2 separate regions of the Homo sapiens genome follow, and region 1 is linked to region 2. A link is an interaction called in ENCODE POLR2A ChIA-PET data of the cell type or tissue named here. Cell type or tissue: MCF 10A. All regions are shown on one strand. Each heading gives the region's core, and the rest is flanking DNA. Links, peaks and the distances in the headings are about the cores only.

The links. Peaks named below come from ENCODE experiments on the same cell type or tissue, not always from the same donor. Only the 100,000 strongest peaks of a DNase experiment are listed, where the experiment ranks them.
Region 1: POLR2A ChIA-PET joins it to region 2 with 7 read pairs; 3 of 35 experiments call an interaction of 5 or more read pairs at or near these places.

The regions. Positions count from the first base shown.
Region 1 is chr11:3,019,937-3,025,808 of GRCh38, reverse strand. CARS1 (cysteinyl-tRNA synthetase 1) reads left to right here. Exons shown (of 23, transcript NM_001014437.3): 11 at 5,477-5,589. Among named protein-coding and RNA genes, the nearest start is that of CARS1-AS1, 6.5 kb to the left of the region's middle. In MCF 10A, for the core only: no CTCF peak of the experiment used is centred there; a DNase peak (open chromatin) is centred at 3,238.
Region 2 is chr11:3,123,151-3,129,022 of GRCh38, reverse strand. OSBPL5 (oxysterol binding protein like 5) reads left to right here. Exons shown (of 22, transcript NM_020896.4): 2 at 1-10; 3 at 2,468-2,550. Among named protein-coding and RNA genes, the nearest start is that of OSBPL5, 39 kb to the left of the region's middle. RefSeq lists a silencer at 4,290-4,584. In MCF 10A, for the core only: no CTCF peak of the experiment used is centred there; DNase peaks (open chromatin) are centred at 4,452 and 5,452.

The DNA of each region.
Region 1 (5,872 bases), core at 1,897-4,396, 100 kb after region 2:
AACACAGATATCAGACTTTTTCTAGACCAGGCAGAATTATATTGGGAACCCTTTCGTTGGTGTTTTCTTCATGTTTATCCCTTAAGTGAATCTGGGGACACATCCACAAGAGGCAAGGTTGGAAGCCTCCCTGCAGAGTGGGGATTCCCGCAATGTGCCAGGGCACGTTCTGCACCCCCACCCCGCCTGTCCTAGTGTTTCTGGAAGACAATTTGGCCATAAAAATGTTCATACTTTTATCTAATTTTAGGCTCTATTCTAAAGAAATATCAGAACCTAAAATAAAGGTGCGGTGGCTCACGCCTATAATCCCAGCACTTTTGGAGGCCGAGGTGGGTGGATCACCTGAGGTTGGGAGTTCGAGACCAGCCTGGCCAACATGGCGAAACCCCATCTCTACTAAAAATACACAAATTAGCCAGGTGTGGTGGTGCTTGCCTGTAATCCCAGCTACTCAGGAGGCTGAGGCATGAGAATCACTTGAACCCAGGAGGCAGAGGTTATAGTGAGCCAAGATTGTGCCACTGCACTCCAGCCTGGGTGACAGAATGAGACTCTGTCTCAAAAAAATATATAATAAAATAAAACCAGACAACACAGACTGAAGAAAGATAGAGATAGCCAGGTTGACACATAAATATCAGACCCATGGCATTTCAGGCTCCGGGTTTGTGGGAGTAGAGGGGCGGGTTTGTGATGATGAAGCGCCTCAGCTCTGAGAGGATGCAGCCTGGGCCTCTGGACCAGAAGGCTTCACTACCCTAGAACCAGAGTGGACATGCCCACGTTTCATGCACTTCCCAGGAGTTGACAGATCAAGTAGGCCAAGAATTAATACGGATATGAAAGGTTTGAAATACAGTTAACAGGCTTGGTTTGAGAGCTGGGAACTTTGCACTCAGGAATTAAAGAACATCCTTTCCTTCCAAGAACACAGAAACATATGCCAGGCCACAGAAAGATTTCCACAAATCTCAAAGAACCGTTTTCAAGGAACCCTCATTCTGTCAAGGAGCCCTCATTCTGTCACCATGGAGCGATTGTATTAGATAACAACACTTGGCCAGACATGGCGACCCACACCTGTAATCCCAGCACTTTGGGAGGCCGAGGCAGGAGGATCGCTTGAGCCCAGGAGTTCCAGACCAACCTGGGCAACATAGGGAGACCCCCTTTCTACAAAAAATTTAAAAATGAGCTGGGTGTGGTGGCACGTGCCTATAGTCCCAGCTACTTAAGAGGCTGATGCAGGAGGATCACTTCAGCCCAAGAAGTCAAGGCTGCAGTGAGCCCTGATTGTGCCATTGCACTCCAGCCTGGGCAACAGAGCAAGACTCTGTCTCAAAGACATTAAAAAAATTTTTTTTTTAAAATAAAAAAGATACCAACACTGACAGGACGGACGTCTAAAATGTACAAACTTGTCTGGGGGGTTGAAATCATGCTCCTGGATAACTCCTAGGAAAGAAAACCACAGTGGGAAATCAGGGGTGTTTAAGCAGAACAGCAGCAAAGGTGCCACACACCAAATCTGGAGAATGCCCCTAAAGCACCAATTAGAGGAAACTGATGTTTTTAAATGTAGTTATTAAAAAACAAAGATGGAAAATAAGTGAGGTGCCGGGTGCAGTGGCTCACGCCTGTAATCCCAGCACTTTGGGAGGCCAAGGCAGGCGGATCACGAGGTCAGGAGTTCGAGACCAGCCTGGCCAATGTGGTGAAACCCCATCTCTACTAAAAATACAAAAATTAGCCGGGTGTGGTGGCGCATGCCTGTAGTCCCAGCTACTCGGGAGGCTGAGGCAGAAGAATCGCTTGAACCCTGGAGGCGGAGGTTGCAGTGAGCTGAGAGCGTGCCACTGCACTCCAACCTGGGTGACAGAGCAAGAGTCCATCTCAAACAAAAAAAAAGGAAATAAGTGAGCTAAGCAGTCAGTCAAAAAGCTGGGAAAGGAACAAGAAGAAGTAGAAAGAAATAGGAGGAAATAAAGTAAAATCAGAGATTAAAGAAACAGAAACAATTGTAAAAGCCAAAAGCTGATTCTTCTCAAAAAATAATATAGAAGAACCCTTAGCAAGTTTGATTAATAAAAGTAGAAGATTGAAAAACATATTAGGGCTGAATTATAGCTCATGCCTATAATTCAGCACTTTGGGAGGCCGAGGCAGGAGGATCGCTTGAGGCCAGGAATTCAAGACCATCGTGGGCAATGTAGTGAGACCGCATCTCTACAAAAATTTTAAAAATTAGCTGAGTGTGGTAGCATGCACCTGTAGTCCCAGTTACTCAGAAGGCTGAGGTAAGAGGGTTGCTTGAGCCAGGGAGGTCGAGGCTGTAGTGAGCTGTGATTACACCGTTGCACTCCAGCCTGGCTGACAGCAAGATCCTGTGTGTGTGTTTGAATGTATGTATGTATGTATGTATGTTTGAATAACAAGACAAAAATGGAATGTAACTATGGATATAGTAGAGCATTTCTTAAAGTCCTTAGAGGAAGCCGTGAACAACTCGCACTGCATTTGACACTTAGATGCCGGGAGGGAACTGGCAGCACATGGGAAAGGTGGGAGTGGTAAGTGGAGCAGTGCCCTCAGGTCACGTGGTGAAGGAATGTTCTGGAGGCAGCTAGAGCACACTGACTCACCACTTTATGATGAATTTTGCTATCTGGCCCCATCTAGGGTCTTTTTCTTAAATACCATTTATTCTTGGGCCCATTTTCTTCCAGAATGACTTCAGCATTGGTTTAAGTTCCAGGAAACAGGAGTAGAATCTAACAGCCAATATGCAGGACCAAAGAGGGACATGGATTTCCACCCCTCCACAGTCAGTGATCAGACGTGGGCACATGACCACCCCCGCAACCTCCCCCCACCATGGGGAGTCATAAGGAGTGTAGCCTTAGCTCTGTGCAGTCATGTGCTCCTCGCCATGGGGACTCTAATGGTAGAGGAAAAGGGGAGGGGTGATGCTGGGGCCCAAGTGGTCCTAGATGATGACAGCTCCTCACTCCGCCAAGTAAGATGACCCACCAGAGGCAGATGGGCCATGCAGACCACTCGGGAAGGCACGTGGCAGGAAGGCCTAGTGCAGGGAGGAAGCTCCCCCAGTGGGAGAGAACAGGACCCTGTTGTGCTGGTATGAACATGCTTGTAGGGTCAAAGCTAGAAACACTCACTCTGCCTCTGGGGAGAGAGACAGGAAATGAAACCAAGAAGGAAAACTTGAAAGACATTGTGTTGTAACCATAATAGGTCTGTTGCCCAATGCACAGCGAGTCAGTATACCGGGATACCAGGGGTTGCCGTAGAAGAAGCGTAGTAATTGTATGGTGGACAAATGGAGATGGGAGGAAACCTCAGATCCGCCTCCCTGAGATTTGGGGAGGGGTTTTTAATTGCTCTGGACAGGTGATGGGGATTGCCGGTTGCTGGGGAAGTGAGGGGCGAAGTCATGGGACAGGGAGGTAAACCACATTTCTGCGACGAGTCAGTTCCTTGGTGCAGGTCTTCAGACCAGTTGGCAACAGCTGTCCTGCTGGAATTCAGGATCCAAAAAATACCTTAAGCAGTTCTTGGTAAAAAGGTCCAGGGTTAGAGATTCTATCGCTAGGAACAGTGGTGGAGCAGGTGGTCAGCGTGCTATGTGACTCTCAGTTAGAGCTGCAGGGAAGCGGATGGACGTGCACTGCACCTGGCCAGTGACCGGCCTCATCATTCTGCCTATAGCCTGCCTTGGAATTCTCATTAACCCTATGAGGGCAGTTGCAGTGTGATGTTTGCTGAAGGATAGGGTGTTTGTGGGGAGGGTCCTGTGTTCTCTGTTATCAATTTTTTCAAAGCGTATTTTTAAAAAATCAGATATAAACTTTCATGAGTAAGTTCATAATAATGAAAAGTTGAAAACGTGAATGTATATTTTCTATCAAAGAGCATCTAAAAGCGAATGTCATGGGCCATATCACATTGTGCTTTTGCGGAATTGTCAGTGGCAGAACAGTGCGGAGGTAGAAGGAAGCCAGGACAGCGGCCTTCCGTGTTGGTGGATAGATCTGGATTTTGCTTGCAGAGGTTTTTTGTGTTTTTGTGTGTTTGTTTTTTAATCTGGGAATCAGTATACCAAAATGGTAACAGTAGTAATTCCTAGGTTAAAAGATAATGGCAATTTTTTTCCTAGTTTTCTTTTTTTATCTTTCAAATATTCTACATTTAGTACATATTTTATAATCATGAACTTGGTGTTTAGAAAAATATATTTAGCGGTGCTTTTCCTCTGGACTCTGTTTCTCAGGGCAGCTTAGGTCTGTTGCCTGATTAGGCTCCTGAAAAGTGGATTTGTCACCTGGAAAGATCTCACTGCAGCTTCTTCAGGGTCACCTGAGTTAGAACCCTAGATGGAGTCTGTTCTTCCTCCACAAGGGGGTGACAGCACCTAAGGCAGCCCTTAGACCAGGGACCAGGAAAGGCTGCAGCAGCCGGGCAAGACCTGGCGTGGGTCCTGGTAACCTTATGCCTAGAGTGAAGACCTCTGCTCTGCCCATTCATCGAACAAAGGGTGATTCTCTGCGTGACCTTTGGACTGGCTCACAGGTTTCTTTATTCACAGCAGCTAATCTTTTCCATTGGTCCTGCATGTATTGTTGAGAGAAATCTGCAGTGATGGTGCATTCCTTTTCTGGGGACTCAGACCGCCTTGTACCCTGAGTGTCAGGTGGCTGAGTGTCACCGAGTCAATGCATGGAATTCACCAAGGGGTTATTTCTCATCCCTCTGGCAAGGCATAGACAGTCTTGTTTTTGTTGGCCAGGTGATCATTGGCTTTGTCCAGGAAATAGAACTTGTGCCAAGAGCAGTACTCCCCTTTTCTTATGGCCTTCCTGGACTATTCTTTAGTTTCCTTCACCTATTTTCCCCTTATAAATACACAGGAACAGCAAATGTCCCCTTCACCACTGCACTGCCACCAGGTTCCCTGCAGTAGTACACAGCAGCTTAGCTGCATCCTTGTATCCCCCGGGACCCATAAGCAGATAGTTGTGCGGGCCCTTGACATATTGACCCCACCCGCATGAACCAGGCAGGATCCCTGAGCCATGCCCCAGTGGCTGCACCACTATGTCACCTCCTAGCTTTAGCCCAGGGTTCTTATCACTTGTCCTAGACACTGGTGGGCTAATGCTGTGAGAAGGCAGCAGGAAGGTGAATGTCTTACGGAGACCCCAGATGTGGCCTCAAGTCAGCCAGGTATATAAGCTGGTGACTTTGGGGATTATGTACCGTTTTGTAAATCTAGACACTGGGTCAACACCAGAATCTGGTAATACATAGTTAACTTGAAGAAATGCTTGAGCCAAGTTAATAAACAGAAGTTAGTCAGAAGGACTGCCCATTAGGCACCGTGGATGGCCTTGAAGTGAGACATGTGGGTCTGTGGGTGCTGCTGAGTGACCTTGCCTGGCGTCCCTCGTGTTTGCAGGTGACCTGAGCATCTCTGCAGACCGCCTGAGTGAGAAGCGCTCTCCCAACGACTTTGCCTTATGGAAGGCCTCTAAGCCCGGAGAACCGTCCTGGCCGTGCCCTTGGGGAAAGGTGAGCGAGTGGCCTAGAAGGTGTGGGGCTTGGACAGGGGCACTGGCGCCAGCCACACTCTCAGGCCCCCAGCAGAGGGCCGCTCTGTGTGTGAAGGATGTTGTCACTGGGCCAGAGCCTGGTGCTGGTGCAGCACAGGCTGCCTGGCCCCGGGGACCTGGACATCATGGAGACTCCCTGAGTCTCTGGACAAATCACTTCCCTCCTGGGATTTCTGTTTTCTGGTCTGTAAGTGGAGATGTGATCAGAGTAGACGTCCATGGAGGCTTCTTGGTTCTTGTGT
Region 2 (5,872 bases), core at 3,027-5,526:
CTCAGCCCAGGTAAGTGCCGGCCGTGGGCAGGGCAACCTGGCCCTCAGCTTGGGCCCGGTGGGGTGACCCCGGGCGGCCCAACCCCTCTGTGCCCCTTGAGGTCCACAGCTTCCATGCTGGGGACTGTGTGGGTTTCATGATCAAACGGTTTGTAGCTTGGTAGAGTGCCAGGTAATACGGCTTCTTGGCTTGACCTGCGGGGCCAGGTGAAGCCCATCTGGTTGAGGAGGGGGTTCCCACAGCCCAGGCTTTGGGAGTTATGGAGTGCAGTCATCCCAAAGTCAGCCCAGGCTTTGGGAGTTATGGAGTGCAGGCTCCAGGGACAGGTGGCCTGAGCCCCAGTCCTGGCAGGGTAACCCCAGGCCAGCTACTTGACCTCTCTAGGCCTCAGTTGACTGATCTATAAAATGGGACAATATTAGTACCTACTCCCAGCTATACATGGGTCCTGGGCTCTGAGAGGGGACAGCTGGAACCAGGCCTGCCTTCGTGCAATTGTAGATAAAGCACCCAGCACACAGACTCAGAACCTCTGCCCGCCAATGCTGCCACTCTCCAGGCCCCTCCCTGGCACCTAACTATGCACAACCCCTGCCCCAGCCAAGGCTGAGCTGTGACTGCTGTCCCCCAGAAAACCCAGCCCTTCCTCCCCTGTTCCCCTGAGAGTAGGAGGTAGGGGCAGGCACCTGCCTGGGGGACCTCTCCCCAGCTCTGCCCCCTCTCCTCCCACTGCCTGCTTTGGGGCTGAGGAAGTGGGAGCCCCAGCCCTGCCTGGCCATGGTCATCTCATCTGCCCTGGGGGGAGTGGGAGAGCATTGGGCGGATCCACCACCCAGGCTCGAGGGGCGTGTGGTCGCAGCCAAAGTCCCATCCAATAGATGGAAAAACGGAGTCCCAGCGTAGAGGTGGCCTTGCTGAAGGTGCTATGGCAGGCAGGGGCACTCGACACCCGGCAAGGTAAATCCTACACCTTTTATTCTCTGCTGTCACGTTCACCCTGGCCGGAGGCTTAGAAGCACTTGCAGAGTCAGGGGTGGGGAGGGGAAGGGCTGGGTCCCAGCTGCTGGTCAGTTTCAGAGGGACTCGGACCAACTAGCAACTGGCCCAGGCGGTGCAGAAGACGTGCTGGGAAGGGCCTTTTCCGAGGAATGGAGGCGGTAGGTCCCAGGCCAAGGGAGTGGGGTGGGTGTGGACAGGCTGTGAGGAGAAGGACCAGTGCTGACTTCCCCCTGCCCAGGGCACCTGCACCCTATCCCTTTGAGTGGTCCAAGGGCCCCAGCCTTTGAGTCCTCCCGGCCAGGAGGCAGCATCCACATGGAAAGTAGTTTGCTGGCGGCCACAGGCCAAGCCCCTAGAACTATATGAGAAAGTGCCAGAGGGAAGAGCGCTCCTGCTAGCCTCCCCCCAGCACTCCGGGTCAGGGGCGTAGCACTCTGCAGATGGGGAAGCAGAGGCTCCCAGGTGGGGGAGCAGCCACTGCCGGCCAGGGTCAGCGATGTTCTGTGACTGTGAGTGGCCACGGTCCAGGACCTTTGGACAGAACCACTTCCTCAGGCCACCGTCCTGGCTTTTCCGTTCTTCGTCCCCATCCAGTCCCTGCCCAGGGCTGTCAGGGAAGGACGGCTATAGACCCCAGGCCTTCCAGCTGGTCTGTGGCGTCTGTCCACGCACCCAGCCTGTTGCTGGCCTGTCGCCTGTGGCCTTGGCAGGATGGGGTTCACTCCAGCCCCCAGCCCCTCCGAGTCTCAGTGTCAGGGACCGGGGCAGTCAACCCTCGCCCACCAGCCACAGGAAGCAGCGGGAGCGGCCCTGCTGGGCAGACCTCAGGCTTCCCCTGCAGCCATCCCCTCCTTCCTCCTGTCCAGAAATCGTACCTTGGGAAACTGGCACCAAAGCAAACAGAGCCGGGGGAGGGGAGGCCATTTCCCAAAGGAGCAAACGCAGACACCTCAGGTCTCCCTCCTTTGCCTCTCCCTCCTTACCCAGCCTGCCAGGGTGGGATGGCAGACAGGGCTGACCACCTCCCAGCAAGAGCCCAGCACGCAGGGGCCGGCAGCATCCAGCCAGGGGGATGCACAGTCCAGGGGCCCCAAACCTGCCATGTGTCTTTGAGACTGGATGTCACATTCTTTTTCTGAAAACTGGGGACTCTGGCCTTCACAGACCCCCAATTGCACACTACAGCAGGCCCAGGATGCCGGTTCCTACCAGCTCCTGTCCCAGCTTCCTCCCTGTAGGTCCTGGAGGCCCTGCCAGTTCTCCTGGCACACTCCTCCCACAGTGACGCTTGCTGGCGTTTATTACACCTCTCAGGCAGTGTCCTGTTCCTGCCACCACCTCCGGCTGACTTCCTGCCCCTCCCAGGTCATCCGCACCCACGCTTCGCCTGCCTCACACCAGGCAGCGGCCTGAGAAGCCTGGCCACGCCACCATGCCTGGGTCCTCACTCCCACTGCTCTCTTGCAGGGAAGGACATGGAGCCCAACGGCCCGTCGCTGCCCAGGGATGAAGGGCCCCCGACCCCAAGCTCTGCCACGAAGGTGCCACCGGTAAGAGCCTGGGTATAGGAGGATCCATGAGCCAGAGCCTGGCTCTGGGGACAGCAGGAAACGGCTGGGGAAAAGGACAGCAGGGCGTCCAGCTGAGCCTGCCATTCCAGCCTGTTCGGGGGAAACAGCTCCCAATCCTAGACTGTGCTGCTCCGGGAGGGCTGCTGGTGGATATTTGGGCTGTTTTCACCATATAGCTGTCATGAAAAATGCTTCCGTGAACATGTGTGCACGTGTATTTGACTATCAGTTTTCAGTTCTCTCAGGTATAAACCTAGAGTAATTGGAATTGCTAGGTCACATGGTAATTCCAGGATAATATAGAACTCTCAAAATTGTCTGTTTAACTTTTGGAGGAACTGCCAAACTCCTTTCCCAGCGGCTGCACCATCTTACATGGCCACCCACAGTGCACAAGGGCTCCAGTTCCTCACATCCTCACCAACGCTTGCTATTTTCTGATTTGTTGTTTTCTTTTTTCCTTTTTCTTTGAAATGGAGTCTCCCTCTGTCACCCAGGCTGGAGTGCAGTGGCACAATCTCAGCTCACTGCAAGCTCCGCCTCCCAAGTTCACGCCATTCTCCTGCCTCAGCCTCCCGAGGAGCTGGGACTACAGGTGCCCGCCACCACGGCCGGCCAATTTTTTGTATTTTTTTTTTTTTTTTTTTGAGACGGAGTCTCGCTCTGTCACCCAGGCTGGAGTGCAGTGGCGCGATCTCGGCTCACTGCAAGCTCCGCCTCCCGGGTTCACACCATGCCCCTGCCTCAGCCTCCCGAGTAGCTGGGACTACAGGCGCCCGCCACCACGCCCGGCCAATTTTTTTGTATTTTTAGTAGAGACGGGTTTCACCGTGTTAGCCAGGATGGCCTTGATCTCCTGACCTCATGATCCACCCGCCTCGGCCTCCCAAAGTGCTGGGATTACAGGCGTGATTTGTTCTTTTTTGTGTTATTTTTATAGCTATCCTAGCGGGTATGAAGTAGCATCTCACTGCGGCTTCAGTTTGCATCTCTAATGACGGATAACATTGAACATCTTCGTGCACCCATTAGCCATTTGTATGTCCTGTTTGGAGAAATGTCTATTCCAGTTATTTGTCCATTTTTGGAATGGGTTGTTTGCCTTTTTGTTGCTGAGCTGCAAGAGTTCTTTATGCATTTTGGATACTAGGTCCTTATCCGATACATGATTTGCGACTACTTCCTCCCATTCCGTAGGTGGTTCTAAATTATATTTTTAAGGAATTTTCATAGGTTGCAAAGTTCTGGTCAGCCTGAAGTTCACAGTTCTGAGCAGCACTTCTCATCTCTCAGGTGCCTCCTTATGGCACTGTCACTGATGCACAGTAGCACTGAGGAGTGAGCAGAGGACCTGGCATGCCTGGACGGGGTACCCACCTGGCCTGCAGGAGGGAGGAGTGGGCAGGCACTCTCTGCAGTGCTGGGGCTGCAGGGGCTGCAGTGACCAGACCCAAGGGTCCTGCCCAGTTGGGGAGCAGGGGTTGCAAGTGCTCCATCCCATGCCATGCGGTCTTGCCTCTCTCTTCCCCTGTTGCCTCAAATACACACAGCCCCATTCAGCTGCATCTAGTGGGAAGCTGGGCAGAGGGGAATTGGCAGCAGGTTCATGCGTCCATCCATCCATCCATCCATCCATCCATTCATCCATTCATTCATTCGAGATGCTTGCTAAGCCCCCAGCTGCCGGTGTGAATGGGCAGTAGGGTAGAACCCTCCCCTGGTGGAAGCCACAGACAATCATCAGTTCACCACAGAAACGGCTGCGTGGTTGTATTGCAAAAGTCCTGGGCGGGCCAAGGGTGGTGTGTGTCACCAGGACCTGTGCCAGCAGGGATATGAGCTGTCCTGCTTCTGGGGAAGCAGCTCAGGGAGCCTGAGAAAGAAAGGAGCAGGGGCTACCCAGCCACAGGGAAAAGCATTCCAGGCTGGGAACACCATGTGCCAAGGTAACTAAGGGCATCATGAACAAGATCCTGGCTCAGGGGACTCCCAGGAGGGCAACTTAGGACACCTTCTCTGCCAGCCTGGGTCCCTGGAGGCCTGTCAACTGGCCAGGGTCCAGCATATGCCTCGTCACTCAGATCTGCCTCCTCCTTATCACTCATCGTCAGCCCAAAGACTGCTTCCAAGTCAGAGCCCCCCAGGCACCCCATCTTGTGCCGTTTTCTTCTTGTGATCCTGAATGCTCTTACTTGGCTAAGAAAGTGCCACAATGGAGCAACACTGCCTGGGTTCAGTCCCAGCTCAGCTCCTTATTAGCTGTGTGACCTTGGGCAGGTTTCTGAACCTCTCTGTGCGTAGGCTCTTCCTCTGTACAATGCTGAGAATAACAACGATGACCTGAGCTGTGGGATCTAACGTGCTTACATCCATGCACAGAACGCAGAACCGCAGCGCTCACCTGACCCCTGGCTCCTCCCGCCTCTGCGTGCTGGTGGCTGGTCTGCCTCTCCCTGAAAGAGCAGGACACTGGCATCTTTACTTTCTAACCTCAGTGCCTAAGGCCAAGCCTGGTGCCCAGTGCTGCCAGGACCGCCAGTCCGTGGAACGGTTCCATGCCCTGCCCCTTGCTAGCTCTCCACCTCTCTGTGCCTTGATTTCCCAGGCACAGAAATAAAATAGGGACAATAACCGGCCCCACCTTATGCATGGCTGGAGAATGAGGGGGATGAATACAGGCAGCACCCGAACAGGACCTGGTGCCCCAGCAGACAAGGCTTTAGCTCTGTACTTAGCACCATCATGATTGGGGTGGGGGCAGTCCCCAGCGCCCAGGGCTTCTAGCCAGGAGAAGGCCTGAGGGAGGCTTTCCTCGCCCTAGAGGCTCCGCTGGAAAGTGCTGAGCACCCGCAGACGCCCAGCCAGAGCAGGGCAGGGCGGGCACGCTTTCTCTGGAAAAGGCCAGACGGCATTTAGGCCCCGCCGCGGCGCAGGCTCCGTTCCAGGTACTCAGCACAGCCATCCAAGCACGAGAACAGCCACAGACAACGCCTGCCGGATCGCCTGGCCATGTGCCAAGAAAACCTTATTTATGGACTCCTCATTTGAATTTCATATAATTTTCACATCTCACAAATTATTCTTGTGATTTTTTTTCAACTGATTAAAACTGTGGAAGCTGTTCTTAGCTTGCAGACCACGCGGAAGGAGGCAGCAGGCAGGATTCGGGTCGTAGCTTGCTGTCCCCAGCCTGCAGGCTTTAGACCTGGTTCTGTGTCCCAACTCGCCCCCTACCCTGCCTCAGGTTCCCCATCTGTAGAAGAACCGTGGCCCCCTTCTGCCTCCAAGATATTGGGACTGC